Linked DNA regions of Homo sapiens: region 2 is linked to region 1. The links are chromatin loops, found by intact Hi-C in ENCODE. Cell type or tissue: ovary. All regions are shown on one strand. Each heading gives the region's core, and the rest is flanking DNA. Links, peaks and the distances in the headings are about the cores only. Region 1 has its middle 7.9 kb from the start of CLOCK. Region 2 has its middle 130 kb from the start of LINC02358.

What was found. A loop is a pair of places that touch in the nucleus more often than their neighbours do. Peaks named below come from ENCODE experiments on the same cell type or tissue, not always from the same donor. Only the 100,000 strongest peaks of a DNase experiment are listed, where the experiment ranks them.
Region 2: a loop joins it to region 1, with 4 times the contacts of the local background. A loop is called at or near these places in 21 of 110 quality-filtered maps.

Annotation. Positions count from the first base shown.
Region 1 is chr4:55,553,320-55,556,243 of GRCh38, forward strand. No RefSeq gene overlaps it. Among named protein-coding and RNA genes, the nearest start is that of CLOCK, 7.9 kb to the left of the region's middle. In ovary, for the core only: a CTCF peak has its summit at 1,334 (motif pointing left); no DNase peak of the experiment used is centred there; H3K4me3 peaks cover 606 bases; H3K27ac peaks cover 611 bases.
Region 2 is chr4:54,969,771-54,972,694 of GRCh38, forward strand. No RefSeq gene overlaps it. Among named protein-coding and RNA genes, the nearest start is that of LINC02358, 130 kb to the left of the region's middle. In ovary, for the core only: a CTCF peak has its summit at 1,791; no DNase peak of the experiment used is centred there.

The DNA of each region.
Region 1 (2,924 bases), core at 311-2,810:
TTCTCTCTCCCAGTCCCCAACACTAGAGGGATAGGCCCTGAAAGTGTTACTGATAGAGGGTCTTGACTGCAAGGTGTCCAAGTTCTTTGCGTTTTGAACTAAGAATTGGACAAAACGCCCCGCAAAGAAAGAATAAAGCAACTAAAGAACGAAAGCAGGGATTTATTGAAAATGAAAGTACACTTCACAGTGTGGGAGCCGGCGTGAGTAGTGGCTCAGAATCTTCTCCGGTCCAAATACCCGCTAGAGGCTTCCCATTGGCCACTTCATTTCATGAAGTGGTGGCTTGCAATTGGTCTGAGTGGTTGCCAAAAGCAAGCAATCAGAGGCTAAGGTGAAGTTACAAAGTTGCAAACGAACTCTCAGCCAGCAAGCAGTGTGATTGGTTGCAGACAGCCAATTTCCCATCTGCCACGCACAGAAGGTGGGGGTTTGCAAAGTAGCCTCTGGTCCTTTTGTTACTTAGGCATGGCAAGTTAGGGTTTTCCTTTAAATCTGGCTCTAAGAAGTTGGAGTGAAACAGCCTTAGGTTCCCTGCCTCCAGACCTTATTCTCCTGCCTCAAAAGGAGAGGGAAAAACTGGTTAAAAACCCCACCTTTCATCTTCAGAGTTGCTTAAGTCACGAGTTCAGCCAGAGAATGTTTGCTTGGAACTGACACTGGAGTGTTCAACTAGACAGACTTAATAACCCACACTGTGGGATGGGTAAAAGAAGTTGCTCAGGTTGTCTTTAAAGGATTTGCTGTGTAGTGCTTCTCGAATTTTAATGTGCGTGTCACCTGGAGATCTCATTAAAATGAAAATTATGATTCAGTTAGTCTGGGATGGGGCCAGAGATTCTGCATTTCTAACAAGCTCCTTAGGAATGCTGCTGATTCTAGGACCACATTTACCACATTTTGACAAAAAAGGCACTATAGAGAAGGGAGATTCAATAGAGCACACTTGGCAAAAATAGACAAAAATATTAGGATAAAATATCAATTTTTATAGATCAAAAAATGACTGAATATTGGCAATTAAAAAAACTAACTTTGTACCCCATTGAATATTCATTCAGTAAAATGGGGAACAATATTACATATTAAATAATTTCTGCATATCCTGACAAATATTTTTACCCTAGTCAAATGAGAATGTATACATGAAGCACTGTATGGAAGTAGTAGTGACCTGTGTTGGTAGGCATCAATCAGTCCTTGCTAAAAGAATGTGTGTGTGCACTTTGCTAAAGAGCGGGGCTGAAATCACAAGCAGTCAGTTCTAACATGATATAATTTTATTATTTTTACAAATGTCAAAGTCTCCAGAACTGTTTGTGGGTAAAAACTTACTGCCACCTGGTGGATCTGAGTTAAGACAAAGGGAAATAGATATCTTTTTTAAGCTCTCCTAAATACTATTATTATTTCCTTTGTTCTTTTAACTTTAAAAAGAAAACAAATATGTATTTACTTTTTAAAAGACTACATTTGGGGGAATTTCTGCATTTGGTTTCAATTGGAGGGGAAAATAATGTATATGAATGTTATTTTGATAAATATGGTTATATGCATTAGATGTTATATGCATTATAGGCATTAGAGTTACATTGTAACTTTAGAAGATGGCTCTTCCTTTCATTTCCACGGCTGTTTTTATCCTGAATAGTAACTTATCCATCCATTTCTGGAAGGTTCAGGAATTGGATAAATAAAACTAGATAATTACCTGAAGTGTGTGTAATGCTGTAATAAAGACCACTGTGTGTGACCTCTCTGAACTTTCCTCCATCTAGTCCCAAGATGTATCTCAGAAGAATTTTCCTAATCCTTCCCAGAATTAGATCAATTGATTTCACCTGGTGAAATAAATTCTCATTACCTTACTCAAATGTGTATTTAACTTTCCTTCCACTTCATGATTCTCTGTAGCCTCTAAGATCCCTAAACCCCCACCAATAGCAAGAAAGAGCCTTTTCTTGACTCAATGTTCAACTGCCTCAATTCTCACCAATTTATTTTTGTAATCTAGGCATTTAAACCTAGTCTAGATTCTCTTACAAATATCAGTGAACATCCATAATGAGAATTATGGATCATGAATACAAACAAAGTAGAAAAAAATCTGTTACTGAACTATTATATGCTGGATTTACCAACCTTTCCTCTAAAAGTGATGTTCATTATTATGCCAAGACGAAACATCCTATAGGCCTTCTGCAGTGTACTAATGTATATTTTCTCATGATGAATTCTTCTGTGATTACTGTTAAAATATAAGTCATCCTACAATATATTTTTCTCACCTCTGCTCAGGATTTAGAAACTTACATGGTGTAGTGTTCTAATGATTCTATACTTTAACTATTAATGAGAATACTTAGTAATTTTCTAACTTAATAGTAACTACTCAGAACGATAATAATGAATAGAGATGTTTTTTATGTACTTTTCAGAATCTATTAATTGCATTATGCTATTAAGTGGTTAATGTTTTAATAGGTAAGGGATTCCAAAGAAAAAGCATTATGGCCATAAATTTAAAACTTTTTACTTAAGTCTCTAGATTTTAAAATGTGTTGACTTAAATAAAATTTCATGGTTTTCTTACATTGCTTTAATTTGTAGTTCTCTTTGGAAGTGAGTAAGCAAGAAAGGTCTTGTAACATTTGTGTTTTTGTCCAACATGTGTTAGAAAAAGGATAAACCACAGAAAAATACCAAAGGCTTAACACAAATTCTGTTTTTTTGTTTTGTTTTGTTTTGTTTTGAGATGGAGTTACGCTCTTGTTGCCCAGGCTAGAGTGCAATGACGTGATATCGGCTCACCACAACCTCTGCCTCCTGGGTTCAAGCGATTCTTCTGCCTCAGTCTCCCAAATAGCTGGGATTATAGGCACGTGCCAAGACACCCAGCTAATTTTTGTATTTTTAGTAGAGAC
Region 2 (2,924 bases), core at 334-2,833, 580 kb before region 1:
ATAAGTATGTTTTTTACTAAAGCCCTTTGTATCAGTTAAGAATTGTGTTAAGCTCCAAGTAAAAGAGGTCCCCCAAAACATAGGTTTAAACAAATTAGGAAACTTATTTTTCTCAGGTAATGAAGAATGTGGACATGGGAGGTCCAGGGTGGGAATGGTAGCTCACAATTCACCAGGGACTTAGACTCCTTTTACATTTCTGTTCAGTCATCTTTAAAGGTTGTCTAGTGGCCTCAAGATGGCTGCCAGAGTTCTAGCCATCCTGTTCAAGCTCCAGACAAGAAGAATGAGAAGAGCAGTGGACAAAACAGTATGCCATGGGAGTCAACCCCTTTTTAAGGAGCTTCTCTAGGAAGTTCCTCTCAACAACTTCCACTTCTATTTCACCAGCCAAAACTTGGCTACTTCTATCTGCAAAGGAGTTTGGGAAATTTAGAGGATTTTTCTTTGTTTCATTATTTTCACACATCAGATAGATATATGGCTACTCCTTCCCCAGACAGGGTTCTATTAGGTAGGGAGAAAGTGAGAGGATAGGCTGGCCTGGCTAGTTAAAATAAGGCTGCTTTCTGAGTCAGATTCAGAGGAACTGGACTCTCAGAGGCACAGAAGCAGGCTCTGCCAGGCCTCAGGCTTCTACGTCAGGTAGGAAAATAACTTTGGTCCTGTGTCACATCTTCAGGGTTGGAGAAGGAGCATCTCTCTTTAAGGAACAAGAAGACTACATTTTTTAATTTCAGGGAATGATTGGGAACTTATCCCAGGTCAGCAGTGGGTCTGGGAAGGAGATCTGGACATTCTTCAAAGGAGATTTTGCCTTTTCCAGACTTCCCATTTCTATTCCTCTTGCATTCCTGTGCTCTAGTCCCTGCTGCAAATGAGAAACTTCACTTTTTTTTTTTTTTTAACAGGTCAGGGTGTTTGGGGATGTTGGTACAGAAGAAGAACAGTTATGTCTGCCTCAAATTTACCAGACAGAGCAGGTAACCCAATTTTTAAAGGCAGATGTATCCTAACCATCATCAAAGCTTCATTCACCTTTGAATTTAAGGTTTTGCCCTCAAACCATGATTTTTGTTATCCTGCTAAGATCTTACATGGAGTTGTTAGTTTAATTAAATTCAGCTATTTCAAGATGGAATACTTGACTGAACATAGGAGAAAGCTGAGAACTACAAAGACAAAAATGAATCCTGCCCTATCATCTTATTTAGAAAAACTTTTTCTTATATTCATTCCTTCATTTCATTCAACTGTATTGATCAAGCAGCTCCATGTGCTAGGTTCAGGATACACCACAGGTCTTGAAACCTGGTACATACCCACGAGGAATGTGTTCCCAATTGCATGAGAAACAGTGAGGAGCCAATTATAGTTCAGAGTAGCAAGGGCGATGATGTCTATGCATAGTCTTAAAAAACGGAAAGATGGGGCTACTGCCATACAGCAGAAAATCAGTTTGGAAGAAAGGTCAGGGAAGGCTTGTTGGACATGGTGAAATCCGAGACCTAATTCATCAATTTTCAGGAGCATCGAGCCTGAACTTCAAAGTCAATCCTCTTTTAAACTAACAAAACCAAATCATGTGCTCATGCGCTTATCTGGAAAATAAAAACATACGTAATATTAGTACTCAAAAGCTAAGATCACAGGTAAATTCAATTTCAAAGCAAAAATCAAAATGAACAATCAACACAGTGGACCATTTCCTCTTATTAGCAGATGAGGAAAGCTTAAAATTAATCGTGTCGCCTGGTACAGCAAGCAGTCACTTCAAAGTTAAACGCTAGGTGGTGTTCTTAGCACGGTTTGCTATCTTTGACGTCTTAGAAACAGTGAGGGTTCACTCCTTTCCAGGAAAAAGAAAGCAAAATGCTGAATACCCCTATCACAAAATTGATTTTATAAGAATAAATAACACCTTTAATGGTATTCTTTTCTTACCATGAGCAATACATTTATTTTTTTTTAACAGTAAATATTTTCTGGTAGATAGGCACATTATTCCTTGCAAAAATGAGATGGAACCACTAGAGGGACAAACTCTCCCAGGACCTAGTCAGCCAAGCAGTTTTGTAAAGGCAGCAATAGCCTCTGGATACCGAAGCCAGGAGTTAGAGAACCGTATTCAAGTGTCCCCCAAGCAACCTGAACCCATTACTCAACTTCATAGTCTCCTTGGAGAAGTTCGCAATTTAGAAGAAGTTGATAGAAAATGTTTTACACCCAAATCACCAAAGCTGGGCCTTGTTACATGCCTGCCTCCTCCTCCACCAAGTAGAAAATGTTAGATTAGAAGATTAAGGGATACTATGCAAAGCACGTTAAGCTCCTTGAGTAAAAGGAATTAGGAGGATATCAGATGGTAGCAATAAGTTTCAAAGACGACAAACGGAAGAGTGATACCTTACCTTGTAAAACCATTCTCCATAAAATAGGAAAAAATCAGATAGCACAAGGCAGAGAAGAAAAAAAAGAAGGAAATAATAACAACAGAAAATATTTTAGGCCAATAATCAACCTACAGAGGGGAAGAATATAGATCTCTTTTATCTAAAAGGAATGAATAGTTTTTTTAATGTTGAAACTAGAAACCAACTAATACAACACTAGGCAGAGAATACAAAAGTAGAAAATGATTTAGTCCTGAAAAATATTTTAGGCAAATAGTTCATTGATATTTGGTTTCCAAACACTGGTCAAAGAACCAGTCCTGATCCATGACAAAGTTTTCACTGGTCTGTGATGAAAAGCAGAAAATAAGGACATCATAAAAAGTCTTTCAGAAAGCTAATTTTTTTTTTTTTTAAGATGGAGTTTCACTCTTGTTGCTCAGGCTGGAGTACAATGATGCAATCTAGGCTCACTGCAATCTCCGCCTCCTGGGTTCAAGTGATTCTCCTGCCTCAGCCTCCCGAGTAGCT